Linked DNA regions of Mus musculus: regions 1, 2, 4 and 5 are each linked to region 3. Evidence: chromatin loops called from intact Hi-C (ENCODE). Cell type or tissue: heart. All regions are shown on one strand. Links, peaks and the distances in the headings refer to the core of each region. The heading gives the core; the rest is flanking DNA. Region 1 has its middle 10 kb from the start of Sf3b5. Region 2 overlaps Phactr2 (phosphatase and actin regulator 2). Region 3 overlaps Phactr2 (phosphatase and actin regulator 2). Region 4 overlaps Phactr2 (phosphatase and actin regulator 2). Region 5 overlaps Phactr2 (phosphatase and actin regulator 2).

Region 1 (6,146 bases), core at 1,262-5,261, 410 kb after region 3:
GCTTCTAAGAGGTAATAATAACATATGGCAAAGTAAAATGTACTATGATTAGAATAAAAACCTACCATATCAGAGTTGGACAAGATAAGGAGAAGGGAAAGAGTCCAAGAGAAGGCACAAGAATAGAGAGCCACTCATTCACAGACTCAGGAATCCCATAAACAGACTATACTGGAACTCAGTGTATGTGTAGAGGACCATGTAGGTCCTGTGCCTGCTGCTTCAGTCTCTTAGTTCATAGGCTCTTTGCTCCTGTTCATTCAGAGGGCCTTGTTTCCATGGTGTCCTTCAATCCCTGCTGGCTTTTTATACTTCCTCTTCCATAGGGATCCCAGAGCCCTCTGGGGAGGGATTTAAAAAAAACAGACAACCCATTTAGGGCTGAGTGTTTCAAGGTCTCTCCCTTTCTACATCATGTCTGTCTGTGGGTCTCTGTATTTTTTCCCCATCTGCTGCAAGAAAAGTTTTCTCTGACGCTGGCTGAGCAAGGCACTGATCTGTGAGTATAGCAAATGTCATTAGGTGTCATTCTATTGCTACTTTATTTCTGTTGGACTAGTATTATTTGGTGTTATGCTAGGTCCCTTCGTTAGCCAGTCGCAGGTACTTAGCCACCCAAGCAGAGTTGGGTATGGGTTCCTTCTTCTAGGGTGAGCCTTAGGTCAAATCAGATACTGATTGGTTACTCCTACAAATGATGTGACACCATTGCACTAGTACATCTGGCAGGCAAAACACCAAATAATGGTAGTGGTAGACTGGAGAGTTTCTGGCTGACTTGGTGATGACATTGTTCTTTTAGTCACATGCAGAGCACCTTCCTGTACCAAACAAATGGTTGAAGGCTCTATGTAGACATCATCTTGGCTTCTCCATATTCACTAAGTGCACAGGAGTGAGACTGTCTGAGCAGAAGGAGACTCAGACCTCCTTCTCCATATTCATTGAGTGCACAGGAGTGAGACTGTCTGAGCAGAAGGAGACTCAGACCTCCTAGGTTGAGCTCTAAGATGTCTGAGAGATTCCCAGGACCTGTCCATACCTCCAAACCGCAGATAGAAGACAGGCAAACAGGGCTACATCTCCCTCATTTAACCCATCACTCCACCTGGAAGGCTTGGAGGGATTCTCTGCCTAATTCTCCTGCATGCCGCCCTGACGCTTCTAGTTCCATGCCCATCTCCATTGCACACCTGGCCATTGAGATGTAATTCCTATTGGAGAGCTATCACCCTGGGGCACCTCCTCTCTGGTGACTGGGAAGGCCCATGGCTCACCTCCCTCATCTAGGTGCTCCTGGCATGTTCACAGAGGAGTGTGCCCCATGCCACATGAGTCCAAATTACTGAACACACTTTAGCATATAAGGCCGTATTCTTCAGGGATGCGAGCAGAGGACAGAAGGCAGTGTCCCAAGTCCCTACTCCTGGAGGTAAGTCATGGGACTCGGGAGGACCAAGCCAGCCCTAGGAAAGTGATCTAGAGTCAGATGTTTAGGGGGAGCTGATAACTCCAGGCTTTGCTGACAATGGGTTCACACCAGCTCTGGTGTGGGACGTGTGCACATATTCATGGTGGAAGCTCCTGACCAAGCTGACAACCCCCTCACCCCCCCTACCACCGCTGGTTCCATTTGCGAGGGATACCACAGCTTCCTGGGGGTAAGCCTGAAATATTCTACATGCCCAGCTCCTCAAGAGATAGCTGCTGGCCTCCAGCTCAGACTATTTAACATAGAAACAAAAACCTACCCAGCTCAGTGACAACAAAGACAAAGAGAAACCATCTTTGCCTTGTGCCTAATCCACAGCCAGGCTGGACTCTGTGAATGTGAAGTCATATATTTACATATGTGCTTGCATGTTTTAATGTGTTTATTGACTAAGGACAGGCTGTGAACTCTAGGAGACAGGCCCTGGCTGCCAGCACACAAGTCTCGGTGCAGAGGGGTCCAGAGGCATTGAGTCCCAGGCTGGGATTGATGCTAGGCAAATCCCTGTTTGCAGAGTTGGTTGCTGGTCTCTGGGGCGGACGTGGGGCCTCCCAAGGAGAGTGACTCTATGCCTTTCTGTCCTCTTTCAATTCCTTGGGTCCCTGTGAGGATGAACCTATAGAGCTCTTAGAATATGCAGAAGAAGCCTCCGGACTCAGAAGTGAGAAAGTCTCCCCCACCTTGTGGGAACATGTAGTGCTAATTCCCAAACTCCTGGTCTGTCATGGGGAGAGGTGGGAGACCCTGCTAGAGTTGGGGCTGGTGCTGATGGCTCCACACTCCTCAACACAGAAGAAAGCAAGAGGCCTGGAAGAAACTCATGTGCCCTCCAGGGCAGAAGGACACCCTAGACTGGCCAACCCAGTTCCAGAAGACAATGAATGCAGAACTCCTGTGTGTCCTGGCTGTTCCTGAAGAGAAGTTTGCAGAAGAAAACCAAACCAAACCAAACCGGAATTTCTTTGTCCAAGGGAGTCAGAAGCTTAAGGAGGTGATGGGGACTTATTCAAGTCCAACATGGAAATTTCTAGACTCTAGAATCTTATGTGTTCTGCTACTGCTCTGACACAGCTATCCAGATGGAACCACTGTCCCCCTGAAGAGCCCGACATCAGTGTAGTGTGTGAGAGAGAACTTGCCACAAATCAGTGAGGGCAGGACGCCTTGTCCCTTGGAAAGAAACCTGTGTGTATGTTATGTCACAAGGTGGTACTGGAGGTGGTAATGCAGCTCGGTTGGAAGTGCTTACCCATGCGTGAAATCCTGGCATCCATCCCCCACCACTGCAGAAAACTAGGCATGGTTGCACGTGCCTATAATCCCAGCACTTGTAGGTTGTAGGAGGACCAGAAGCTCAAGGGCATTTTGCATTTTGAGACCAGCCTTAGCTCCAAAAGATTTTGTCAAAAAGTAAAAAAGACAACAGGGGTTTATCAATGGCGGAGCATTTAGTGTCAAACACGAACACTAGACCACTCCACACTCATGATGATCCTTTGAAATGGTGTATTTAGGTGTGTTTTAATATACAATCTTTTTGTAGGCGTGGAGCGATGTGTTATGAGTTACCGGCTTGCAAAAAGCAGCCCAGGGCTCCCGACTCAGTCATTTCCATTCCAAGAGGGTAAGGCTCCCCTGGAAAAGATGATAGACATTGCCTACCCATTCCACCTTGTAGAATCCTGCAGGACACAGACAATGGTGGCATACCCTGAAGGGAGGGGAGGCCCCACTTTTCCATGCTGCACAGCCCCCGTTCGCCCTCTGCTGGGCACAAGAAGAGTCAGCGGGTTCTTTTAGCAACCAGATGCAGAGCAGGGCTGGGACTTGTTCTTTGTTTTGTTTTGTTTTGTTTTGTTTGCTTATTTGTTTGTTTTTAATGATTGAGAACTGTATTTTCCTTGTCAAAGGTGTGCCAAGAGGCTGCAGAGCAGTCTCACAAGGAGCTTCCGACCCGTGACTGGGGATTGCACAAGGACCAGATCTCTCAGCGCCTCCTTCATGGGTCCTTGCACTTCTTCCCCAAGGGTGTGATAGTCCTGGGTCTGTACCACAGCTGGCCAAGGGACAGTATCAAGAGGCTGGCATCTATTCACAGCACTGCCAGTTGGGCCAGGTGTAGACCAAGAAATCAAACTCTCATTGGTTAGCACAGTTTGCTCTGTGTTGAGCCCTGAGGGTCGATCCTCATTGCCGAGCTCTATGACCCTCAAGAAAATGTCAGTACAGATGGCTCCGTGGGAGCAGAAGCCCGAGAAGAGCATAGGTGTCGTGGGATATCCATCTTGATGGCTTTGGACCTGTGCTTACCACTATGTGGACCTCCATGAAAGAAGGCAGACGCTTCTCTGGCTAAGCTCTGGAAAATAAGAGCACTCAAGTTCTTGAGGACACCCTGTTTAATGAACCAAAGTGTCACTGCTGGGCCTTCTAGAAGTGGCTATCAGGCATTCGTGAAGGACAACCCTGCCTCAGGGCGCCACACAGGCCACTCACATCAACATGGGCCCCTGCAACAGCACTTCAGCCTGCTTTCTTATGGACTCCAGGTCCACAAGCCAACTGACAGCACCACCCACAATGGGCGGGGCCCCACACACCTCATCACAGATTTACCTACAGGACAATCTTAAGGATACATTTCCTCTCAGTTTGGCAGTTCCTCAAAAAAAAAAAAAAAAAAAAGGACTGAGGACCGAGTTATACCACTGCTGGGTATATACCCAGAAGATGCTCCAACATATAACAAGGATACATGCTCCACTATGTTCATAGCAGCCTTATTTATAATAGCCAGAGGCTGGAAAGAACCCAGATGCCCCTCAACGGAGGAATGGATACAGAAAATGTGGTACATTTACACAATGGAGTACTACTCACCTATTAAAAATGATGAATTCATGAAATTCTTAGGCAAATGTGTTTGCCTACTGGTCTAATGTCATAACTTGCCCAAGTCTGCTGAGATTAAATGAGATCATACTATGTAAGTCATTGGAAGAGTGATACTTGACAAATCCTAGAAGATGTGATGGCTACCATTCTAGGACTTAGAACTTGCTTTTCTAGCTGTATAAAAACAGGCGCCAGAGACTGAAGAGCCTTTTAATCCATAGTAAGAAATAAGAAATGATAGCCAGGTGTGGCGGTACAGATCTGCAACCTCAGAGCTCAGGAGTCAAAGGCCGGAAGATTGGGAGTTCAAGACCAGAAACCAGGCAACCTAAGACTGTCTTAGAAAGCAGGGCCATAGTTGAGATGTCTTGAGCCTAGCATGATGGACGGGCCTATAATCTTAGGGCAGAAATTACGTAGCAAGGCCCGTTCTCAAAAAAAAAAAAAAAACACCAAGCTGAGCTTGGCGGCACGCCTTTAATCCCAGCACTCCGGAGGCAGAGGCAGGCAGATCTCTATGACTTTGAGGCCAGCCTGGTCTACATAGTCAAGTCTAGGACAGCCAGGACTCTGTTACACAGAGAAACCCTGTCTAGAAGAACCAAACCAGTCAAACAACAACATACGCAGTGGTCTATAACAGAAAAGGATGATGTGGGTTTATCTAATGGAAACTGGCCCGGTGTGCTGTGTGGTATAGAGCAGTTTCCAAGTTTAGGCAAAGAAACTTGATTCCTTGCTGAAGTCAGCAGGAGTCCTTTGTGCAGAGCGGTTCTAAAAAAGTAACTCCTATCCTATACTGCCCTCCAGTGGTCAACACAGACATTACTCTAAGAATGCCTGAAACAACTAAACGTATTAGGACAGCTTTTTAGCTTCTGAGATGCACTTCATTTTCTGATCCTTAAATGAGAATTGTCATTACAAAATTATTTCCTCCACCATGAGTGTTGCCACTCTAACTGATAAAGATTCATACAGCTTTGGTTTATGTAGATGAGATATTTCATGTGGTCTCATACTCCTTGGTACAAGCCTCTAAGGTTTTCATATTTCTACCTTTAATCCCAGCGCTCGGTAGACAGGCAGATGGAACTCTGTGTGTTCGAAGCCAGCCTGGTCTACAGAGAGAGTTCTAGGACAACCAAGGCTATGCAGAGAAACCCTGTCTCAAAAACCAAAACAAAGCAGCACAAAACACGTGTATCTTTAAAGTCTGAGATAAAAACTGATGAATTGAGCCAGATGTGGCAGTGCACACCTTCAGTCCTGGCAGAGGCAGGTGGATCTCTGTGGTTTCTAAGCCAGTGTAGTCTACATAGCAGGTTTCAAGCCAGCCAAGGCTACACCGTGAGATTGTATCTGGAAACAAACAAACCAAACCAAAGAACTACTACCTACCACAACAAAAAGTACTAAATTATCCCAATAGTATTTTCCCACATTAAATCTACTTGGGGGTGATTATATAGTTGAGATTTGGACTTTGCAGCTAGAATAACTGGCTGTAATCCAGACTTAGTTACTATTGAGAATCCAGGCTTAGCAATGTTCTGGTTGGCTTTCTAATGCTGTGATAAACACCATGACCAAAAGCAACATGAGGAGGGAAGGGTACATTCCCCATCCAGTTTATCGCCTACCATGGAGGTTAGGCAGGCATGGACTCAAGACAGGAACGTGAAGGTTATAAGTCAAGCAGAGAGAGTAGGCTTACACTCAGCTACCTTTCTGTATCTTTCTTTCTAAAGATGAATTC
Region 2 (6,146 bases), core at 1,372-5,371, 150 kb after region 3:
TTGTCAGTCAAGATATTTTGTCACAATCATAAGAAAAGTGCTAGATACACTGTATAAGGGAAATAAGGATTATTCTGTTTTTTTTCTTGATTCAACTTTTCTATGCACAGGCAAATGGGAAGAATCACTAGAGCCCCACTTTCCATTTAAGGGCTATGCATTACCCATGGTCAACCTCTTCTAGTGGGAAAGCCCACTTATGAAGAAGAGTCATCTATGAGCGAGGTTGTTAGACTTTCATCATCACTGAAACTTGTGGCTTCATATCACAGGCTTAACATAACCCGCTGCACAATGGGCTGGCCCAGCCATCAGAGCTCACCTCCTCCCAATCAGTATAAACTATGACCTCTGTCTCTAAAAGGAGTGAAGGAGCCTCCCTTGCCTCCTATGTGTGCTGGAGAATGCGGTGTTATTTGTTTAATCCAAACTTAGGTTTGGAACTACTCTGATGGCTGCAGAAATCTGACTGATATTTCAAAGACCCAGCCTGTTCTGGGTGGGGGTGGGGCATTACTATTTGCTAGATCAGGAGAATTCTGAGAAGCAAAACTTTTGTCCTGAGCGGTCTAGGAAGACAGCTGCATAGAAGCAACTGTTGCTAGAGATTTTTCTAAGTCCTGGTTATAAATGATATGTTAAAAAATATCGACTAGACTGAAATTTATCATTGTTGATTGGTTTTTCTTGCATGGCTTTTGTTCCTGATGCGGGTAGGGAAGAAGGATGGTAACATTCCCATCAAGGTCTTGGTTAAAAGGATGCTTCTCTTGGAGTTTTGGCGACTTTCTGAGTGCCTGGCTATCTGTATCCCTTTCTTCGGTAGAGAATTTCCCAGTTTAATTGTGCTTTGGAGTGGTGCCTCTGTAAGTACTTTGAGAGGTGCCATGGAGTTCCTTCCAGCCAGGTCTGGGTCAGGGAAGTCCATTCATTATTTGATTTCCTGTGTTTTATTTCCCATTGTGGTTTTGTTTTGTTCCGTCCTGTGATATGGATCTGGCCCTTATCACCAGGACTAAGTTCAGGAGAGTGACTGGGATTTGGTTTCCATAGTTTCCTGATTTGTTTCCCATTTGGAATTGTTATCGCCTTGATTCTCATTTCTTCTGTGGTAAGAGGAAGAGTTTTACTCATCTGACTCTCCCAAACACTTCCTATCCCAATGGTCTTCCACTGCTCCCCGGTCTTCAGTGTGGAAGCTGGTTCTCACACAGGTGGTTGTGGTTGTTGTTGTTGTTGAACAATATAAGGGCTTAGTAGTGCCCATTATGGGAAAGAGCATCAAAAAAGCTATATAAGAAATATAAGGGAGTACAAAACATGATTGGGTCACACATGGGGGACAAGAAAATCATGCAGACATTTACTGTGCATCAGTGTGTGTGTGGTTTTTTTTTTTTATCATTTAAAAGAGTTTCATTTCTAGAGTCCAGAAATGTTTTAAAATTTAATTTTTCCAATGATAACAGAAGTGTACATTAGCAGCCTTTTATGTACAGGTCTGTAGGGTTAAGAGCATTTACATGGTTGAGCAGCAGACTTGAGGACATGTTTCAGGAAATTGAAACATGTACCTGCTAAACGGCTCCCCAGCTTCAGGCGAATCAGGTTTAAAACCCAGGTGATAGCAACTGACACGTAACCATCTTCTAAATCAGCTGCGGATGGATGGCCAACACCTTGAATGTGGTTCTTTCAGCTGAGTTTTCTAATTCAGCTCAGTACTCAGAAACGTACAGCAGTGACACCACACCAAGGCGAAAGTGTTCCCATGAGACGCTCTGCTGCAGGTGTAGTTTATGGTCTGCTTTGAGGTGTAAACTTATTTCTGTTACTTGTTTGAGACTCTTTTGAGGAATGGTCTTAGAGTAGGAGAGAGACATCAGTATCAATAAAGACAGCTAATCCTCATTTTTACTGTATCCAATACCATTTTTATCTCTTTCTTGTTTGTTTGTTTGTTGCACGCAACAGCAGTATCATGAATGTGGAGATCAGAGAACCACTTTCCAGAGTGGTTTTTCTTCTGCTGCTGCTATGTAGGTCCCAGTGATTGAACTCAGGGTTGTCAGACGTAATGGCAAGGCACCTGCTTTTACACACAGAGCCATCTCATCAGCCCAGCCAGGATGTTTTAAATGCTTGTAATCTTCCTTATTGTTCCATGAGATGTTTTACAATCACGGTCTTACTTTTATCAGTGAATGAGTAATGAGGCAGAGAAAATTTAAAGAAGTTGATCTCAGTTTCAGAGCCTGTTTATAGATATGTGTGTGTGTGTGTGTGTGTGTGTGTGTGTGTGTGTGTGTGTGTGTGTGTTTGAATGTTGTTGTGCAACTTGACTCTTCGTTCCTCATTCCTGGGCTATACAATATCTTTAGGATGATATTCATATCAAACTACAGGTGTCAGTGGGTGGAATAAAAGGTATACACAGGCGTATCCTGGGGGCGTGGGAGGGGGTAAAGACGTAATAATTAGGTGATCTGTGCTGTGCCCCAGTCATTTCATGTTTCAGCCACACTAGTATCTGTTCGTAGGTTCTAGTTATTCATTCCCTGTGCAGGGACAAAGTCACAGGAGAGCTGGGGGGTTTGCCTCATGTGATAATAAGTGGTAAGGTATAGATGTAGAAACAGACTCATTTTTAAGAGCTTCATCTCTGTCTTACACAGAAGTGTTTTAGCTTACTAGAATTCTATTAAACATAAAAGCTGTAAAATGTGACATGCAGATATCTATCCTAGAATTCTATGTAATATTCTATAGAAGTCTATCCTATACATAACTGATTTCTACATAAAGAATGCTTCTTCACAGAACATTTTAGTCCTCTTAAGAATTGGAGATAGAAGTCAGGCGTGGTGGTGCATGTCTTTAATCCCAGCACTGGGGAGGCAGAGGCAGGTGGATCTCTGAGTTCGAGGCCAGCCTGGTCTACAGAGTGAGTTCCAGGACAGCCAGGGCTACACAGAGAACCCCTGTCTCATAAAAAACAAAAACAAAAAAATTATATATATATATATATATATATATATATATATATATATATATATATGTATATAATATTTAGCAGTCTATGGTGCCATACATATGTAAGATGGAGTCATCCTACATCATGTAATAAGAGAAATGCATTTTTCTGGTGTATATGCCCTGAGATACAGCCTCTCCATCCTCAAGAGAAAGAAGTCCCCTTCTTTCTCTTGAAAGTAATCCTGAGGTCACTTGAACAATAGGAGAATTTGAAACAATGGGAAGGAAAGTTGTTGAGCAAAACCATGATGTCAGTGTTGCAGCTTGCTGTGAAAACTTACTCATTAGGGTATTATCCACCTGAAACCCTACTTATATACGTATTTACTTTCAATAATAAGACCTTTATTTGGAGGGACTCTCTATCATGTTCCTTCAGGGGCAGACAGGACTGGATGCAGTTCATTTCCCAACCTTGGCTAGGTCTGGGGAGCTCTTGTCAAAGGAATCTTGTTCTCCGCAAAGCTTGTCACTGTTTTGTGTAGAGAGAACTGTATGATACACTCAAAGAAACAAACATTTTCCTCATTTTGGAGCCTCGTCTGGTCGGATACATAGAGGAAAGGGGTAAACATGGATTAAGAAATCCGTGCCCCAGTCTTCTAACGTAGACTGGTTACTCTCTGGATTGCCTGAGTTGCATCTCAGTATGTCTTGCTCCTAACTAAACAAAACAGGCTCAAAGACATACATAGCTTTCTGTGTTAAAAAAAAATCCTAAGATATTAAAATCTCACACTTCGCAGCATAGATTAGATGCTTACTGAATATGTCTCAATCTGGACAGCCTACTATGTCTGAAATCCCTTCCATATCTAATCTTCATGCTGTGGACAGCCTGGTCCCAAAGAAAATAAGACAGCACGAGTTGATGACAGCTCAAGTGTCCCTGAAACTGTCCGAACCCTTATCCTGGCAGCAGCAACAGCAACAGGAGTTTTGGGTTATACTTTCCACTAGTGGGTGGTACCGTCAACTGGTTTGAGAAGGCATGTAGCCCAGAAGAGCTGAGATTCACTTTCCAGTCATTTTTCTAGACTGCTTTTCCCTCTAGAGTGATTAGAAAGTTAATTGTGTTTTCTTGTAATTGTAGTTGCTTGTAGAATTAGGATGGGGCTCAGTTGGGACAGACAGGGGTCAGAAAGAGAGTATACATTTTTAAATAAAAGTTTAATACATTTATTTATTTATTTATTTAGGGAGGGAAGGGGCATTCATGCCATGGCATGCATGTGGAGGTCAGAGGACAACTACTCTGTTCTCTCCCATCACCGTGTGGATCCTATGAGGTCAAGCAACCAAATATGACACAAAAGTACCTTTACTGACTAGGCCATCTCACCAACCCAAGAAAGCTTTTTTTTTTTTTTTTATTTTTATTTTTAGCATTTTGTAACTTGAATTGTAGTACTATAGTACTGCCTAAAATTTATCCATGTAAAACTAATGTAAGAGCTAGTTTTCCTAATTTCCTGAAAGAGAAGAAAAAGAGAAAGCAGTGCCCAACCTTGGAGAAGCAGAGTTCGGTATAAACATCACTGCAGAGTGATGAACTCTTCATTAGGTACACCTGTGTTCAATCAGACTCTAGCAGTGTGCCTAGAACACATGCTTAGCCTCTCCAAGTCTCACACTCCTTGTTCATGTGAAGGGACTAAAAGCAGGTGCTCAGCTATCCTTCTCAGATACTGGATGGGGGTTAGAAATGTTCTTGAAGTGGCAAGTGAAGTAGATGATTACAATTATGTTTCTTTGGGGGAAGTTGGGACACTAATTTCCCAAGAGAAGGAAGGGACATAGATCTCCCCATCTTCCTCTTTCTTAAGGCTGTTCTGAGTTGCAAACTGAGGGGGGAGGAGGGGACCTACTTAGTTCTTGTTTTGTATCTCTACTCTTCACGCACAGAGATTCTTTGGTCTCTGCTGGAAGGAAGTTCAATGAGATTCAAACCAAAAATCTCTTCCTTGGGCAAAGCTCTTTACTGTGTATAGCTCATAAGAGCTGCAGAAAACAGAATCTATTGACTCATATGACTGAAAAGTCCCACGGGAGTACCACCTGCAAGCCCAGTGGGATCCAGGTAATTAAAAGCTAGGATTGAAAAATCTCGTTCCCCCAATTTAAGTCTGTGCTCCTCTGTTTTTAGTTGGTTGGTTTGGTTTGGTTTCAAACTTGAGCTCTTTTCTTGCGGAGGCAAAGCCATCACCATCAACTCTACCATCATAGCAAGCTAGTTGTTCCAGCTCCAGAAGAAACATGAAGCTTGAATTACTTATTGTTCCAACAACTTTCTTGGGCTTGGATCTTGCTGGTACTATTTGAGCACATGTCTCTCTCTGAACCAATCACCAGCGTGCCATACAGCCTTGAATCCAAGGATGTCAGACTCACAACTGACAGGTTTTCCCAAGTGGGAAAAAAACATATATATGTATGTATATGTGTATATGTATATATCTGTGTGTGCATGAGTATATATATGTATATATAAATGTGTGTATATGTATATGTGTATGTTTATGCATAATATATGTGTACATGTGTATATTTGTGTATACACGTGTATATTCATATATATGTATATATACACACATATACACACATAATATGTACATATAATATATACATACATACATGCTAGACACTCCTTGCCTCTCTCTTGTGTGTATATGTGTGTATATGTTTATGTATGCTATATATGTATGTATGTGTACATATGTATGTATATGTGTATATTCATGTATATGTATGCATATACACAAATATACACACATGTGTGTATATGCATACATGCATACATACATACATACATACATACATGCTAGACACTCCTTGCCTCTCTCACCACCCCTTTTCTCCTTGCCCCAAATAAAAGACATTTAGATTCCTCAGCATGCAATAAGGCATTTGGGGTATTATAGGGATAAAGTGTCAGGGTATCCACTAGAGTTGTGTGAATATGCATAGCACACACACACACACACACACACACACAGAGAGTTTAGCAACAGAGTACATGTGGCTCATTCTAGAGCATGAATATCAGTGAAAGGTTTCTTGAAAGCCCTCTAGACTAGATGTTAGCCTTCATGTGGCGTAGGCCATCGCCT
Region 3 (6,146 bases), core at 1,068-5,067:
ATACTAAGAGCTAATCTACAGATCTGAGGGAAACGTATCCAATTAGCCACTAATGGCTTTCAGTGATTCTTTCCAGCGTCAGTTACCATGGTGTTAGCCTAACTGGTCTTCCAATTTCTATGGTTTCTTTACATGTCTGGACTGGAATTCTCTTCTGACGACAAACAACCTCTCCTGAGCTCTTTATTCTTCCATTCCCTGATTTTCTTGTATCCACATGAGCTCATGGATATCTATTTTATCCTATATGTTATACCCCATTACTGTTGTATGCATTCTGTTGCCTAAATTGGTGCATCCTCGGCTATTGAGAGTGCCTGCTGCTCCCTGTTGCCAAGCTCCATCACATTTCAAAGCATTTCTTTAATTCTTCAGGTCATTTCTGCTTTCCCTGCCTCTGCCTTGAAATCCGCTATTTTTCACTGCTGTTCTTAATTCCACATTATTTGAATAGTAGGCTTATAACACTATTTATAATCTTGGAAAATTAATGTTTCCAATATGGGAATCTCTGCATAGAAAATATTAGATACTTTTTTTTTTACCACTTTTCATATGGATTATTACTTATCAGTCCACTAATTTATCAAACTGCAACAAGCCTATGCTATTTTATTATATAGGGCAAAAGAAGGGGGGAAGCCATGTAATTAGGATTTTTACAGAACAATCTACCATTATGCTTTCTTGGTTTTGTATTTATGTCTAGTACCTAACACAAAAGTGCATCTTTTAGGCTTTTTAGTGTTTTTAGGTACACACGTGTGTACGTGTGTGTACGTGTGTGTGCGTGTGCGTGTTTCAGTTCAAATGCCTGGGGCTTTTGACAAAAGAGTTTCTTGTCTGATTAAAGATTGTCATTTCTAATATATGATGGGGAGAACCTATTGAAGCAAACAGAGTTTTCAGTTGAATGTAGCTAAGCCAGAGGCCACCCTGCCCCCGACTGTGGTTTTGTGAATGCACACATTCCTCTCTGCTTCCTATTTATTTGCCTTTTGTCCTTTTGGTTAAGTGGACTTGATTTAGGTTTTCTGTGGCTTGCAAATGTGCCTGTGCAAACATTCCCTCTCCAGTTCATCCCACTGTGTTGGTTTGTGGGTTGTGGGTTTTTGTTTGTTTGTTTGTGTTCCTGCCTGTATCCCCACTTGTTTTAGTGCTGAAGTTAATTGCCTGTCTGTTTTCCCTTTGTGCCTCGGAGACCAGACTGTCTTCAACTCTTCCTGCCTTTCTGATCTCTGCATGGGGCACATGATCCCAGCACGGCTTTTTAGCTGAACTCAGAGGCCCGGAGCTGCTCTAACTTGTAAATTTTATTTAATGAACAAGGGGACATTTTGTTTGTTTCAATTAGTGCCAAATAAGTTTCCACTCTCAAGTCACTTTTTCTGAGTCAGGAACCTGGGCACCATCCACCTGGGTTCCCCAAGCCCAGGGCAAGGAAGCCGAAGTCTGCTCTCTCACCTAGAGGCTCTACTTGGGGGAAGCCTGCTTGGAGCTTTCTTAGTCCTGGAGCCAAAGGCTGTGGGTAGAAGAGGTTAGAGGCAGCAGAGACTGTGAATAGGGAACAAGTCCAACTACATGAGCGTCTCACAGCATCCTCAGATGGCCATGAACTCCTGATATCTAGCCAGGCCTGGCTCTGCAGAGGACAAAGCACTTTCGGGTCTGTTTTCTGTGCATCTTAGAAGTTTAGGTTTAAAGCAATTTCCTTTAGCAGTGTAAGTGGGTTTGTATACCAGTCAACATACCAGCACCAGAAACGCAATTAGATTTTAAAATTGTAACTACATTTATTTTTTGTTATGATTGCTTGCATTTTCTGTAGGTTGAATTGCTTACTAGTATTCATAAAATTATTTTCTAGATATCTTAAATTTTTCAAAGTGTTTCTCTATCTCTCTCTTCCTCTGTCTATCTCTCTGTCTCTGTCTCTCCCCCCACCCCGTGTGTGTGTGTGTGTGTGTGTGTGTGTGTGTGTGTGTATGTGTGTGTATGTATGTGTGTGAGTGTGTGTCTGTGTGTGAGTGTGTGTGTGTATGTGTGTCTCTGTGTGTGTGTGTGTATGTGTGTGTATGAGTGTGTGTGTGAATGTGTGTATGTGTGTGTGTTTATGGGTGTGTATGTGTGTGAGTGTGTGTGTGTGTGTGTTGGTAGAAAAGTAGTACTTCTGCATTGGTTGCACTGGAAATGTGGTGTGAATGTTTTAGGGCCATACACTGGCTATTCCAAATGTTTATTTCTGTTCGAGCAGCTGGCCTCATACTGTGTATATACACACACACACACACACACACACACACAGAGAGAGAGAGAGACCCCTCACCTAAAACACAGAAAGTTTTAAGATATCATGGAAAATCTTTTTATGAATATTGGTTAAATAATTGAGTATTTATGAATACTGGTAAGTTTAAATTTAACTATGTGGTGGGTAATTAGTGCACAGTGTGCAACTGGCGTGTTAATGAGGGCTATAACTAGACAAATAGCTAACAGGTTTGAAAACTTTTTTTTTGACAAATAGGTGATTCAATGAGGATATTTTCATCGTTTAAGAGTTCAACCTTGTATCTGCTAGTGATCTTCTGAGTGTCACGATTTCCAAGCGTTACTTGTGAGCCAATGAGATGTGTGAAAGGTCATACTTACAAAGGTCCTTAAAAATCCCTTGGTGAAGGGTCGGGGAGGTGGCCCAGTTGTGAGGTGATCGATCTGCTGTCCAAGGGAGAGGACCTGGGGTTGGTCCCATAGAGTTTACTTTGAAAGTTAAGATGCAGTGGTACACTCCTGTGGTGCTGGGGATGCAGAGGAGAGACAGGGGCATCCCTGGAGCTTGGTAATCAGTCAGTATAGCCTCACTGTTGAGTTCCATGCTGAGTGACAGATAGTCGAGAGAGAGAGAGAGAGAGAGAGAGAGAGAGAGAGAGAGAGAGAGGGAGAGGGAGAGAGAGCGAGAGCGAGAGCGAGAGAGAGAGAGGGAGAGGGAGAGGGCGAGAGAGAGCGAGTGAGAGAGAGAGAGAGAGAGAGGGAGAGGGAGAGGGAGAGGGAGAGGGAGAGAGAGAGAACACAGGATATCAATTTCTGAAACACACACACACTCACACTCAGTTAACCATTTAGTTTTCTCTCTTCACCTGTGGCTTTGTTTTATCTGGTATATAGGATATTTTTAGGCACCAGGTCGGAAATTTTGAGAGCCACATCACTGGAAGGTTGAACACTGATAATTTCTCCCTTATATTTTCTGTGATAAGATGTTTTTAGAAAGTTTTCAAGGTATTAAAAAAATGTCAAAATGGGGGGCAGGGTTGGAGGGGGGAGGAAACCCTCTTTACTGCTGTTTGAACTTTGGGCACAAGATGGCGCCGAAGTCACACCAATTAAACCCAAAGCCAGGCATTTTGTGTTGGTACTGAACAGCTTCTATTGAACACAGAAAAACCAGTTTGTCCTTTGTGAGTTTCTCTCTTGTCAAGTTCTCTAGAACTTAGGAAGAATTCTTACATTAATTCTTGTTTTTAACGACTTAACGTTTATTTATTCTCCAATCTATTAAAACTCTGACTTCACTGCTTTGTTGAATCAAAATCCTTTTCTTCTTGGGATAAACTGTTTTCAGAAGACAATTGACTCTTAAATACATTAAGTCTTACTAAGTGGACATTTGTTTTCAATTTAAAGGAGGAAAAGTCTATGTTCCAGTCTGTGAACAAATTTTTTTTTTTTTTTTTTTTAAGTTTTTAGGAACGTTTAGAGTTGCTGTGTTCAGCCAGTACAGTATAATCACTTTTCTGGAAGGAGATATGTCAGGGAAAGCCAATGTCCTTGGCTAAACCGAATCCTTCTAAATTGATGTCCGGCAGGATTAGAGCAGATGTATGTATCCCAAGGCTGCCGGCTTTATTTTGGCTGGGAACACGGCGCATCTGCGCACGGATGTCTTCACGCTGGATTAGTCTTTGTGGGATGGGATTTACAGTCCAAGGCTGAGTTTCTTAATTACCTCTGCGTTATATAACGCCCAGGGGACAGCCAGGACAGGAGGCTGCTGTGTGACACTCTGCTCTCCGGGACAGTGCCCGGAAGGTCTTCTCACACTTTTTCTAGATGACACAGTTTTGCAAATCATAAGATTTTCTTTCTGTTCCTGAAAAAGTGAGTTTACTAAACATATTCATTAAAAAAAAAAAACCCTAAACTTGAATATACAATAAAGCCAAAAGTTCTCTGAGCTCCCCTCTGACTCATGTTAAGTTTTGTGTTTGATCACCAAGTACCTGGTCCCTGTGAGAAACTTGTTTGTAACATTCAACTTTTTTGTTCAAAACTTCTTTCTGTTGAAAGAGACAAGATTTACTGGGTTTTTTTGTTTGTTTGTTTGTTTTGGTTTTGGTTTTTTAACGTAAGCTGAAACTTATTTGAAAACAAAAATTACACGGCACAGTTATATGGCAGATACAATTCTTAATACTCTATGGCACACGAGCGATAGCCAAACCTTGGGTAGCACACTTCCGTCCTTCCCAGGAAAAGCTTTCAGAGTCTGTGGTTTTCCCTTATGAGGGTAGCAGTGGTGTTCTTTTGTGGGAGGAGATTGCAAAGCTGGGTTTTGATAGTAGAACCCCAATTTGAAGGACATGCACGTACCGTATCTGTACAACATGACACTACACACATCACACTATACACACATCTCATCCCACACACCACACACACCTCACCACACATACCACATACAACACACACCACAGACAACACACACACCACACACAACACACACACACACCACACCACACACAACACACAGAGACCACACACACACCACACCACACCACACCACACACACCATACACACACAGACCACACATACACACCACACCACACCACACACACCATACACACACAGACCACACACACAGATCACACCACACCACACACACCACACCATACACACCACACCACACACCACACACAATACAACACATCACACACAACACAACAAAACTACACCACACGCAACACACACACACACACACACACACACACACCACCACCACCACCACCACTCACCTACATAAAGTGAAAATTGTACATAGGAAAATAAATAGATTATATTCTGGTGGCCTCATGCCTTTAGACATGGGTCTTTTTTCGGGTGAATTTTCTAGAGAAGGAGATTCAACTGGTTTTCTGCTGTGGTGGGTACTGCATAGGCAGTGGGGAAATCTGTCTTTAAATGAACAGCCTGCTAGCAGGAGGCCATGAGAACAGAGTCTATTCGTTTGTTTATTACACTTTTTACCTGAGGTATATGAGTGCTGTGTGTTGTGTTGTGGTGTGTCTATGTGTGTTGCATGCATGGGAATGTGTGGATGGATGGCCTTGTGCACATGTGTGGGCTGTGCGCATGTGTGGGAAACCCGGAGGACAACTTCGGCTCTCTTCTGCTCTCCACGGGTACCGCCTTGAGACAAAGTCTGTCGTGGAGCCAGAAGCTCACCGGTTCCATTAACTGGCCACTGAATTCCTGGGATCTCCTGGCCTCCGCCTCTCAGCTCTGGGCTTGCAGCCAGGCACAGTAGTTACAGGTAGCCGCTTTTTGTGTGGGCACTGGAGATTTGAACTAGGCTTTGTTAGCAAATGCTTCCCAGGTAAGCATGAGGAACTGAATTCTGATTGCTGGCACCTACAGAAAAGCCAAGAGCAACCATTTGTCTGTAATCCCAGTGCGAGGGGAAGAGGAGCCTGGGGGGTCCTTGGGGTTTCTGGCTAGTCTTTCTGAATCAGTGAGTTCCAGAGTTAGTAAGAGATCCTGTCTTAGTAGTAATAATGACAATGATAATTATAAAGATAGTGATGATGATGTGAAGGGCTATAGAGGCAGATATTCTATAGACAATCTAGTCTCCACATGCTAACAAGCACATGTACATGTACCCACATGATCACACATGCACCACACACACACACACACACACACACACTAGTATAAGAAACAATTCAGTCCAAAAAAGAAGAGTTAAGTAGAGATACTGAGAGGAAGGAACCAAGGGGAAGTCTGAGTTTGGCTAGAGTCTCAGGTGAAGGAAATAAAGATGCCAAACAGATACACTGGAGCCTTGCTGTGCACGGCCTTGACGCAC
Region 4 (6,146 bases), core at 877-4,876, 150 kb after region 3:
GCCAGGGATTAGCTAAGATATATAAAGAACAACAGGAGTCTAACAGTTCCAGTCAAAAGACTAGCTAATGAACTATAGAAACAGTCCTCAAAAGCCAGGATGCAAATGGCCAGTAAAATATTTGGAAGATGCTCAACATCCTTAGTCATCAGGAAAATGCAAATGAGAACTGCTTTACGATCCCATCTTACCCAATCAGAATGGCTGTCAAGGAAACAAGGACGTGAGAAAAAGAAGAGAACTTACTCAATGATGATGAGAATGTAGACTCCTGGCCCACTATGGAAATATATATGGAGGAGCCTCATAAACAAGCCTCAAAATAAGACTAAGTGGGACTGAGCGGCTCGGGTCTCGGGTAAGGGTCTAAGGCAGCACATCACAAAGACGCGCACATGCATGTGTCTAGATACACTGTGTACCGTAGTCAGTAAGTGGAACTGGCCTACACGCCCATCAGTAGATCAGTGGGTAAAGAAACTCGAAGCTGTAGAGAAGAACACCAGACCTGGAGAGGCAAATACTACACATCTTCTTTCATGTGGGGGACCTAAATTTTAGACTTTGTATATATGAGTGTGTGTGTGTGTGTGTGTGTGTGTGTGTGTGCGTGTGTGTGTGTGTGTTGTGGTTTGTGCAGGGGATATCTTAATGGATGTCTGAAATACAGAGAATAATGGAATGCATGCTATAGGACACTGAAAGAGGGAGACTCACTGGAGAAGCCTGGGGACAGTTGGTGTTGGGGAGGAGGCATGAGAGAGGCCAGCAAGGGAGAAGAAGAAGAGATGGGAGCAGTGCATGTGTGAGCATGCCATGAAGAAACATACTTCTTTGTAAACTAACCTTAAAAATTAAAACAAAACATGAAAGCAAAGCAAAGCAAAGGGCACTGGCATTCAGTACTAATGGGATGGGAGCCCTCCTTTGGCAACTGATAGGCACATCCTACAGATGTCTATCATCCTTTTGGTTGCTAAGTGGTATGTCAGTATAGGTTCTCATTCTATGATTTGCTTAGCCAGTAGTCGGTTCCAGCTGTGAGTAAGTACAACTAAAGCTACTATAAAATTCTTAGGAAGGTTTCAGTGAGTGAGAATTTTCACTTGTTGGGAGGGAATATGTAAGAATGGCAATAGCCAGCCTTCTCCAGAGTGTTCCATGTATGCCAGCAGTGTAAAACAGCTCCACATCATTGTCACACTTTGATGTTGCTTTTATTTTTAGTTATAGTGGAAAAAACTCCCCTATCACTGGGCGTGGTAATGCTCGCCCGTGATCCTTCCACGGGAGAATGAGGAGTATTTCCGAAAAGCTGTAGGCCAGCGTGGGCTACAAAGTGAACAGTGCATGTACTGATGATCAAATTAACTATGTCAACTATTCTTAAATGTGCCACGCGCCACCTCCGGTACTTTTAGGTGATTATGGAACCAGGTATCCGTCATCTCATCTTGCAGAACTGAAGGTCTACCTAGTCAACAACTCTGTCCTGCCTTGTGGCTGCCACTCTTTCTATTTTCTATAAGTTGTCCTTCCTCATATTTGAAATAAGACCCGGCTGCCTTGCTCAGAGTTGTCTTCAACTTGTGGGCTCAAACTCTGTAGGCTTCAATTTAAGTCACAAAAATGTCTTGTTATGTGCCCTGTAAAGCTTTTATAATTTTATATTGTGCATATTTAAGTCAGTTTGGGATTAATATTCATGTCCAGTGTGAGGTTTGATTTAGTTGTTTCAGTTCTGTTTGCTAAAATAATCTATTTTTTCCATTCAATTTTTTCAAAAATTCTCCTTGAGAAAAGGTCAGTTTTAGTCTTCATTTTCATGGCTCTATTTGTTTTTCTCAGCTGCGTTGTAAGACTATATTTTCTAGGTGCATTGCCCGTGTCTGGTGTTGTTTGGTCACTTCCTCCCAGCCCTCAGCTTGCCTCTTGGTTTTTTAATGGGGCCTTTTATAGATCAAAAGTTCTCCAGTCTGGTGGTGCGCCATCTCTCTCTCTCTCTCTTTCTCTCTTGGATGTCTCAGAGGGACTCGCAGCAATCCTTACTGGAAAGGCTTATCTGCACATTGACTTGTTTTTGCACCTTTGCAAAGTTAATTGGCCACATATGTGGTTCTATTTCTGGACTGGCTGTTCTGTTCTCCTAATCTATGTGTCTGCTCCTTCACAAATACCAGGCTTTCTTTGTTACTGTATCTCTTGCGTCTGAAAATTAGTTAGTGTGGTTTCTCCAGCTTCATTCTTCATTGTGCAATTATTTTAACTAGTCTACTTTCCTTGCCTTCTCATTTACAATTTAGAATCAGCTTACTTATAGTCTAAAAATATCCTTGATGGAATTTTGTTTTGCTTTGGTTTTGTAATTGCATTCTTTTTTTGAATTAGGTATTTATTTCATTTACATTTCCAATGCTATCCCAAAAGTCCCCCACACACTCTCCCACCCACCCACTCCCATTTCTTGGCCCTGGTGTTCCCCTGTACTGAGGCATATAAAGTTTGCACGACCAATGGGCCTCTCTTTCCACTGATGGCTGACTAGGGCATCTTCTGATACATATGCAGCTAGAGACACGAGCTCTGGGGGGTACTGGTTAGTTCATATTGTTGTTCCATCTATAGGGTTGCAGATCCCTTTAGCTCCTTAGGTACTCTCTTTAGCTCCTCCATTAGGGGCCCTGTGATCCATCCAATAGCTGACTGTGAGTATCCACTTCTCTGTTTGCTAGGCCCTGGCATAGTCTCACAAGAGACAGCTATATCAGGGTCCTTTCTGCAAAATCTTGCTAGTGTATGCAATGGTGTCAGCGTTTGGAGACTGATTATGGAATGGATCCCCAGATATGGCAGATTCTAGATGCTCCATCCTTTTGTCTCAGCCCCAAACTTTGTCTCTGTAACTCCTTCCATGGGTGTTTTGTTCCCAATTCTAAGAAGGGACAAAGTATCCACACTTTGGTCTTCATTCTTCTTGAGTTTCATGTGTTTCACAAATTGTATCTTATATCTTGGGTATTCTAAGTTTCTGGGCTAATATCCACTTATCAGTGAGTACATATCATGTGAGTTCTTTTATGATTGGGTTACCTCACTCAGGATGATGCCCTCCAGGTCCATCCATTTGCCTAGGAATTTCATAAATTCATTCTTTTTAATAGCTGAGTAGTACACATTCTATCTGTACCAAATTTTAGATGTGTTTGATTGGTGTCTTCTCTGTGTTGAATCATTTACTCTGTGAACTGATGTGACTTTCCAGTTAGTCAACTCTTTACTTCTCCCATCAACATTTTGAAGGTTTAAGAAGATCATGTTAAATTTACAATTGTGTGTTTTCTTTTTTTTTTTTAATTTTATGTATTGCAAATGATATGTATCTTTAAATGTTTCTAAAAGTTGATTTCTATTGGTCATTGTCATCTATAGAGGCATTATTGTATCCTGTTCACATGGGAGTACTGAGTGAGTCAGCTATCTATGCACGGAAATGGTTGCAGTTCTTTCTACCTGTCTGTGTGCCTTTCTCACCTTTTCTCCCCATTCAAAGGCATTTCTGCTCCATCCTCTCTTGGTTCCAACCCTTAAGGGGAAAATGCTCGTTAAGTGTGATTCCTGAAGACTTACTGGAAGTGAACTTTGACAAGCTGAGGAGTCATCCTCGAGCCTTGCTTGCTGAGGTTTTTGTTACATACAAATAGATATTGGATTTCTTTTTTAAAAATCTAATCTTATGTGTATGGTATTTTGTTTGTATTTAAGTCTGTGTATCATGTGTATACTTGGTACCAACAGAGGAGAGCATTGGACCCCCTAGGATTGGATCTGCAAACAATTGTGAGACACAGTGTGGGTGCTAGGAATCAAACCCAGGTCTTCTGGAAGAGCAAGTCTCATATTGGATTTTTATTTTTTTTAAAAAAAAAAGTACTTACAGATAATAAGTAAATAAATCTTTAAAAAATATATTGACCAACCAAATATGTCAATATTCTAAAGAAGAAGGCCCAAGTGTGATCACATTCATTAATACAGAAGAAAGAGCCCTAAAATTATCTGTAAGTACACTGTAGCTGTCTTCAGACACTCCAGAAAAGGGTGTCAGATCTCGTTATGGATGGTTGTGAGCCACCTTGTGGTTGCTGGGATTTGAACTCAGGACCTTCAGAAGAGCAGTCGGTGCTCTTAACTGATGAACCATCTCACCAGCTCCCTCAATATATTTTTAACTATTGAGCCAGTTTTTTGCATTCCTGGAAGAGGACTCCACTGGGGTATGTTTGCTGCTTGTTCTCTCCCTCCTCCCCCCTCCCTCCTCCCTCCTCCCTCCGCCCCTCCTTCCCTCTCGTTTTGCCAGGTTTTTATTTATTGGGTAACTCTTTAACTATTGGTAGTATTGATCGATAGCTTTATTTTCTTTTTACATGCAGCTCTCTGGTTTGTATTGGAGTGACAGTGGCTACATACAATGCACTGGCAAGTGTCTCCTCTTGGAAGGAATCTTATGACACTTGTCTTCTTTCAGAGTTTGGCCAGATTCACCCGTGAAACAGTCAAAACTCAAAGGATGTAAGACTGCCTAATCACCTTTTAAAATAGTAATAGGGCCATGTGGTTGTTCTCTTTCTTCTTAGGTGGATACTGGTTCTCACTCTGCCTTCAATGGGAGGCAAAGCAGGGCTCATTCTCTCTCTCTCTCTCTCTCTCTCTCTCTCTCTCTCTCTCTCTCTCTCTCTGTCCCTTCCCTTTGAACTGGCCCCCTCTCTTCCTTCAATAAATTCAGTATCGAATGCTACGGTGGGATCTGTCTCATCATTTCTCTTTCTCCCCAGCACCTGTTTTTTTTTTTTCAACAGCCTTGATGAGAGGTGATTCACATACCACGTGGTTCATTCATCTACCATTTGCAACAATGTTTTAGTAATTTTCAAAAGCTGTGTAATGAGCACCACAGTCATTCTTAACATTCTATCGCCTTAGAAAGGAATCCCATTCCCACTAACACTCCGCCCACTCTCCCACCTGCCCAGCTCTGCTCTCTGCCTGTTCTTGACATTTCATGTAAATACCTAACTATAAATGTGTGCTATCTATCTGTGACTGACATTGCCCACTTAGCATGATGCTTTCAAGACCATCCTTCTAATAACTGATACCAGATCATTTTCCACTGTTGAAAGGTTCTCCGTTGTACAGATATAGCACATTTTATCCGTTGAGTGATGGATGAGTTGTTTCTGCTTTGGGTTGTTATGGATAGATAGTGCTTGGGTATGTGGTTCTCTGTGTAGATGAATGTTTTCACTTCTCTTGGTGGTTTACCTAGGAATGCAATAGCTGGATCTGGTGACAGTTTGCTGTTTAGCAATTTGAACACGGTTTTCCAACATAGGGCCATTTACTAGTCTCACCAGCACTTGTATGGGGTGCAGTCCAATTTGTCTACATCTGGTAACGTTTGTTTATTGTCAGGCTCATTTTATCCTCTGCATCCTACAGGCTGTGAAGTTATTTCTGGAGCATTCTTGGTGGTCCTCCTCCTGCCCTTCCTCCTCCTCCTGCCCTTCCTTCTCCTCCTGACCTTCCTCCTCCTCCTCCTGACCTTCCTCCTCCTCCTCCTCCTCCTGACCTTCCTCCTCCTCCTCCTCCTCCTCCTCCTTTTCTTATTTATTTATTTTATGCAGTGAATATACTGTAGCTGTTTTCAGACACACCAGAAGAGGGCATTGGATCCCATTGCAGATGGTTGTGAGTCGCCATGTGATTGATGGGAACGGAACTCAGGACCTCTGGAAGAGTAGTCAGTGTTCTTAAGCTCTGAGCCATCTCTTCAGCCCCCTTTTTTAAAGCAGAAATTGCCTTCCAAGCAGAGATTTTCTCTTTCAGTTTTTCCTCAAGTCAGTGTCTCACTTGAGCTGGTTTTAAACAAGATCCTCTTGCCTACCTGACCAGTGTGGGGTTTGGGGACATGCATAGCATGCCTGACTAAGGGCATGGGTTTTTAGATTCTCTGGCAAAGATCTTGAGGCAAGTAGAATCATGCTTAGCTTGTATTAGACATCCACTAAATGTTTGCAGAATGAATGGATGAAAGACCAGATCCCATCCCAGGCATGGAGTATTTGTGAATGGACATTTTGGGTTTG
Region 5 (6,146 bases), core at 1,440-5,439, 170 kb after region 3:
TCATGCATGCTATTGTGATAAAATTCAAATTTTCTATATTTTTCTAGTGTTTTAAAAATAAGTTATTTTTTAACCTGATAGACGTATTATTACATATAATAGCATTAAATTGTTATGAACATGACTTTAGTATACTACTAACTAAAATCATAAAACACAAATAAAACCTTCATTTGAGTTATTTTAAAAGTAGGGGTTTATATATAAGACTGTGGTTTTTATCTTCCCGTTTGCTTGGAACTGTCCATTTTATATTATTTTATCAGTGTATTATATGTCCCCTCCCCCTCCTTTTAAAACTGGTGCTTCCAGTCCAATAATTCTTCATATTCATATTATTGAGATTGTGAAGATGTAATTGCAGTTGCATTGCCTCGGGTTATTATTGTCTGTCTTAGTTTTCTACAGGAATCAGATACAGGTCCGCAGGAACCCCATGACTGAGTGACAATTCCATTTTCATTTTTACATGGCATAATTCCATATTTATCTTCCTTATGAAAATGTCATGGTTTTTTAACAGTAAGGACTGTGAATTTCATTATGAAGCAAATCAGTGAAAATTTGAGAAATAATCTCTATTTTATAATGATGCTGCAAAAATTAATTTAAAAAAATTGAATAGAAACAACTCTGTTGATACTTTTTTTTCAATTAGTTAAAAAAAAAAACTTAGGCTCCTTAATTTTTCTCTTATGGTGGCAGCAGAGCCTCCAAGGTTTCTGTGTGTGGGAATAATTACTGTGACAGGATGACCAAGCATCACTGAGTTCTGCAAATCCCTTGACTTTTAAACACCTTCAGGAAGGGCAGGGGTTAAAATGAGTCTTTATGATTTAGAATACATGAGGAATTTTACTTTAAGCTGTGAATTTTAAAAAATCTTCTGTAACTAGTTTTTGATGTATGTTTTCTAGTTGTAATTCTCTTTTACTGTTCCCATAATGAAGAAAATTTAAAAATGAAAATAGCTTTTAAAAAAATCTTTTTCCTGAACAAAAGTAATGTTACATTGCTGTGTAGAATATGGGCGTTGTCTGACATGCTCACAGTTACATTACTGTGTAGTGTGAACCTGGCTAACATGCTCAGAGTTACATTGCTGTGTAAAGTTTAGATACTGTCCAACATGCTCACAGTTACATTGCTGTATAGAGTGTGAACACTGGCTAACATGCTCATAGCTACATTGCTGTGTAGTGTGAACCTGGCTAACATGCTCACAGTTACATTGCTGTATAGTGTGAACACTGGCTAACATGCTCATAGCTACATTGCTGTGTAGTGTGAACCAGGCTAACATGCTCACAGTTACATTGCTGTGTAGTGTGAACCTGGCTAACATGCTCACAGTTAGATTGCTGTGTAGTGTGAACACTGGCTAACATGTTCACAGCTATTTGCTATGTACAGTATGCACACTGTCTAACATGCTCACAGACATTGGCGTCTGGAAGTCCTCTGCTATCCCCCTCCGTATGTGTAATTGCATCTCATGTTATTTGTATATTTGCATTCACCTCGTGGTTTTGATGTGTTACAATTTTTGTTCCATTTTCCAGATCATTCCTTCATTCAGTTTCTGGATACAAAAGAAACACCTAAGTGTTTACTTCAGCAAACCCTAAATACAAGGGCAGAGGAACTCTTCTGGCCTGGGACACTGTGTGATTACGGTGGCCACGTGGGCTGTCTTGAGGTGACATAGGAATCTCTGTCCAATGTTGCTTTCCTCAAGACCAAGAATTGTATGCCTCTTTCCTTTTAAAGAAATCAGATGGGAAAGCATGGTGATTTGGTTCCCAGGGACAGAAGCACGAACCTAGATCCTGCAGTCCTAGTGAATGGGAAACTAATCTTAAAGAAAGCCATCAAGTTAGACATCTAGGTGTTTCTTTCCAATTTTAGATGGAGATGTAACAGTTAACTTTGAAAATTCAAACGGGCACATGATACACATCGGAGAGGAAGCTACCCAAGAGGAGAATGTAGGGAAACCTGAAGAAGGGAGTGACTCTGTGTGTGAGAAAACACCACCTCGGGAGGAGCAGGCAGAAGAGAAGACAGGTAAAATAAACAGACTCCCATGTCATCTCCTGTAGCACAGCCCAACTTTGAGATCCAAGGAGTGACTACAACCAGTACCCTGCACACAGGAGCCTTGCAAATTGGACAGAGGCTAGGGAAGAGAAACAGGCGAGTCCAAAGACAGAGACATCCAGTTATAGTGTGCCCTCTGCTTTTGTGTTAGTAAGGAAAGCTAACTGATAGTAGGATCAAAAGGATTGGGCTTGTGGGGAGTTACATTGCCTGGAAATGGTCTCCTCTTTAAAGTTTTCTCTTGAGACCTTCAAAAGCATGAGAGGACTTGGAATGTTGTTTTCTTCTGGTTGTAGCTGGTCCACGTAGGCAGCTCAACAAGGGGTCATGTGTCTTTCTCAGAGTAGACTCCCTCTATGTCTGTGGGAAGTAGCTTGTGCATCCACACAGCCCAGTATTTTAGTTTCTAGATGTTTCTAAGATACAGCAAGAAGTAGACCCATAAGGAGCTAAGATTTCTCTGCCACTTTTTGCTCTATGGTCCACTCATGCTCTGTCAAGTCTACGATTATGCCAAAGGATTCTCTAAAAACTTGGTTTCTAAAGTGGGGTCAGAGTCGGATACTGCAAAATATATTTCTCATGGGGCCCTCCAGGTTGTTAATGAACTCCTTAAGGTGGCTCCATCCCAACACCAACTTATTTTCCACCAAGCCTTATGCTTACATAAACCTTGAGCTGATGTCCTATAAGAAAAGGTTTAGCCAAAGATCCTCTGAATAAATGTTACCATGCACATAAAAAGGAATCTTCAGGAAATGGTATGTTTCCTCATTTCCATAAGGTTTGTCTCTGAATTGCATGGCAACATTTTTCAACTTCATTTGCATTGTATAGACATTTTGCAAACTCTTATTAATTTGCTGCCCTCAGATATTAAGCAGAGTACTTACGGGGCTTTCCTTAACCTCTTCCAGTAGAAACCCCTAGTTAAGGTTATTAATACTGATAATAAGAGATTTGCCTGTACTTTTTAATGATAATATTCCTGGGACATAATGAGAAAGCAGACAGACTTTAAAGAGACTCAAGTGGAGATTTTAGTTGGGAGGGGACAGTGTTTTATTTTCTTCAGTTCCAACATTAAAGTTCATATCCACATATGATTTTTCCCTAATCCCTGTGGGTGTCATTGCTACCCAGTGACTGGCCAGAGTTGAAAGGAAGTGGTTCCCTTATCAGTGTAATGAAAAGTTTCTGATAGGTTTATATTATTTAACCCATCAGGCCTTGGTGTTCTCAGGAGAAGGTGGCAGATCTTACAGGTCAAGGCACGGCTGGGAATAATTCTATTCCTCAGATTAGTACATTTAGTTCTTTCTAGTCAAGGGAGTTCCATGATAGCATCAGTACATGAGGAGATGGAGATGCCACAAGTGCTGGGTGTCGTTGATGTGGCTGCTACAGCTCCCTCTTGTGTGGACATAGCCCATATGGAACTGTGCCACCAACCAAGAAAGGTATTAAGACTGGGAGCCATTCTCTGAGGCAAAACTAAGAGTGTCACTCATAGTTTAAATAGAAATTTCTTAAGAACAAAGATATGAATTACTTCTTCAGTCCTACACCTTTTAATTCTTAAAAAACAAACCAGTCAGCTTCACTTTGCCTCTCTTCTGTTCTCACACATGAGCTCACTCTCAAGCAAACCCACCCTCCTATGATCCTCACTCCATAATTTTTCAGGACTCGCTCTCAAAGTCAAGCCAATCCCCTCAGTAGTATTATTCTCCCTGGTAACTGTCTAAAAAATATTGAAAGGCAAGCACATAAGGTGCCACCCCGCCCCCAACCCTGGCTCTGTGTGTATTTCTGGGGTTCTGAAGGCACTTCATTCCACAATTGGTATTGTTGCCTTGGACCTTTTCTGGCAAGAGAAGAGATTTCTTCCCCAAGGTCTTCTAGGCTCTTAGTCTACTGTTATTCTTTCTCAATAGGTGTCCTTAGATATTTGAGACACAGAATCTGATCAGCAGTCTGTTCCAGTATAAGAGCATGAGATCTGAAAGTCATTTGACATCATCTCCACTGTATGAGTACGCAGGGCCTTCAGTGAAGGAACAGTGATCAACATGTGGTTGTTTCATCAACAGTACTGGAGAACTACCCTGCATGAAGCTCTAGCAGAGACCACAGTGAGAATGAAGAGTGGTCTGTCTAAATACAGATTCCCCTCTAAGAGAACAGATAGCTCACAAGCAGTCATGATGAGATGCAAAGCTTTGAGCAGGCCAGGGTACTGGAGCCAGCAGGAATCTCAAGGAGACCAGAGTTGTATGTCTGCACAGTGTCTTTCCAAACTGAGTCCTAGGGGAGACAGGAACGAGACAGATGGGTTAAAAGAGAGGAATTAGAACATAAGTGCCTCCCAGACCAGGCGCAGAACACACACAGTCCTGGATTACTCTAACTATTGACCTTAGATCTTTACATAGAGGAGAGAGCCAAGCCTGGAAGTGGAGGAGACAGCGTGTTTTCCAGGCTGCTATTGTGAAGCTTCATGTCCTTCCAAAGCCAGCATGAACAGACAGCTCTCTCAGAACATCCCCTTGAAAGGCCAGTGTTCCATTACTCTACCATGAATTTGTACAAAACCTTTGAATCATATACTCACTACATATCTTATATATATCATTACCACCCACATACAAATAATAAAGAGAGCATTTTCTACCAATTGTCAATACTGTCAGCCAGTCACATTCGTTGAATAGACATGACTTTTAAGGCATTGTTTGATTAGATACAAATTTACATATACGCATACAACTTAGGGATCCCCAGTGTGGCAGGCACTCAGAGAAAACTATCATGGTAGAGTTGGAAGGCTAAAGAGTTTAGCTCCATGGTCCCCAAACTACTGCTAGAGTTTGTGTGTGGTATGTCCAAGAAACAAAGCAGAAGAAATGGTATGCCATGCCTTTCTTGGTTACACAAAACTGGAAAGATGAATTTAGTAAAGGCTGTCTTGTATTGACACTGTCTTTAGTTTCTATTGTGCTCCATTTACAAAGAAACAACCACTTGGCTCTTTGGTCTGGAATTGCATTTTAATTTACTTCAGTCACTATTACAAATAATACAGACGTAGGTACATTGCCAGCCTTCAGAATCCCCAGAGCGATGTTGCTTCTCTCCCAGTTTTTATGGGTCTGCTCTTCCTATGTACAGTTTTTTCTATGAAGTGTGTGCTTTGTCCTTTCAAAACTATTCTGTAAAGCATACATTATAAGACAAAGTGGACTCTCTTATTCTGCACTCTGCATACCTAGAGCTGTGGTTCTGATCTAAAGGGTGGAAGAAGTCACTGTAGAATTTGAAGCTGCACTGCTCCTCTGGGAAAACATGAAAGCACTCTAATGGTTGAAAGTAACAGCCAAATGCCTTGTGTCAAAGACCCCTGGCGTCTCCCAGAGTATAGAACACACCCGATTGTTTTGGAAGCACTAAGATTTCTGGTTGTAAGTCTCACCCACAGCAGTGTATTGCTACAGTGTGTGTCTGTCACTCTTGAGGGTCCTTCCCTGTGACTAAGGTGGTCATTGTGTTGCATTTACAACTTGTAAATTGGGACTTGTTGCCCATGTCGCCAACTGGCAACCACACACTGAAGGCCGGAATTAAAGCTGGTACCTAGCGCATATTTACACTGACCCTTGGTATAACTTCGTCATAGTCACTTATGCCACCCTTCCATCAAAGAAAGGAATGATGGATGGATACAGAGAACCCTCCCCTGTCTGTCTTTTAGTCTTTGTTCTCCCTTGAAACTTGGCTCCCTCTGATACAAACACTATCTAGTTCTCAAATGTCATGAAGCCACCTGTGTGTTGTCAGTGTCGCCATGTCTTGCTCCCTGCTTTTCTGTCATGTGTGTGTCTGTATCAGTCTGCTCTGTTCACTTTCTCGTTTGTAGAGAACACTGAAATCCACTCTGAACCAACGGCTGCTCCTACTCTACCTCCTACAGCTCCTCCTAAACCTAAACCCAAACCTAAACCAAAAAAGTCTCCTGGGCCTCCCAAAGGGGCCACGGCTGCGGCCAG

What was found. Peaks named below come from ENCODE experiments on the same cell type or tissue, not always from the same donor. Only the 100,000 strongest peaks of a DNase experiment are listed, where the experiment ranks them.
Region 1: it touches region 3 in a loop (8-fold over the local background); 38 of 42 quality-filtered maps call a loop at or near these places.
Region 2: it touches region 3 in a loop (2.4-fold over the local background); 4 of 42 quality-filtered maps call a loop at or near these places.
Region 4: a loop joins it to region 3, with 2.5 times the contacts of the local background. A loop is called at or near these places in 3 of 42 quality-filtered maps.
Region 5: a loop joins it to region 3, with 2.3 times the contacts of the local background. A loop is called at or near these places in 4 of 42 quality-filtered maps.

What each region holds. Positions count from the first base shown.
Region 1 is chr10:13,015,772-13,021,917 of GRCm38, reverse strand. No RefSeq gene overlaps it. Among named protein-coding and RNA genes, the nearest start is that of Sf3b5, 10 kb to the right of the region's middle. In heart, for the core only: CTCF peaks have their summits at 3,258 (motif pointing left) and 5,201 (motif pointing left); no DNase peak of the experiment used is centred there; H3K27ac peaks cover 2,029 bases.
Region 2 is chr10:13,272,672-13,278,817 of GRCm38, reverse strand. All of the region lies in intron 2 of Phactr2 (phosphatase and actin regulator 2), which reads left to right. Among named protein-coding and RNA genes, the nearest start is that of Gm46211, 49 kb to the right of the region's middle. In heart, for the core only: a CTCF peak has its summit at 3,455; a DNase peak (open chromatin) is centred at 3,917; H3K27ac peaks cover 2,107 bases.
Region 3 is chr10:13,427,188-13,433,333 of GRCm38, reverse strand. All of the region lies in intron 1 of Phactr2 (phosphatase and actin regulator 2), which reads left to right. Among named protein-coding and RNA genes, the nearest start is that of Phactr2, 44 kb to the left of the region's middle. In heart, for the core only: a CTCF peak has its summit at 3,373 (motif pointing right); no DNase peak of the experiment used is centred there; H3K27ac peaks cover 1,605 bases.
Region 4 is chr10:13,279,571-13,285,716 of GRCm38, reverse strand. All of the region lies in intron 2 of Phactr2 (phosphatase and actin regulator 2), which reads left to right. Among named protein-coding and RNA genes, the nearest start is that of Gm46211, 56 kb to the right of the region's middle. In heart, for the core only: no CTCF peak of the experiment used is centred there; no DNase peak of the experiment used is centred there; H3K27ac peaks cover 2,037 bases.
Region 5 is chr10:13,257,687-13,263,832 of GRCm38, reverse strand. It overlaps Phactr2 (phosphatase and actin regulator 2), which reads left to right. Exons shown (of 13, transcript NM_001195065.1): 4 at 1,909-2,067. Among named protein-coding and RNA genes, the nearest start is that of Gm46211, 34 kb to the right of the region's middle. In heart, for the core only: a CTCF peak has its summit at 3,519 (motif pointing left); no DNase peak of the experiment used is centred there; H3K27ac peaks cover 1,075 bases.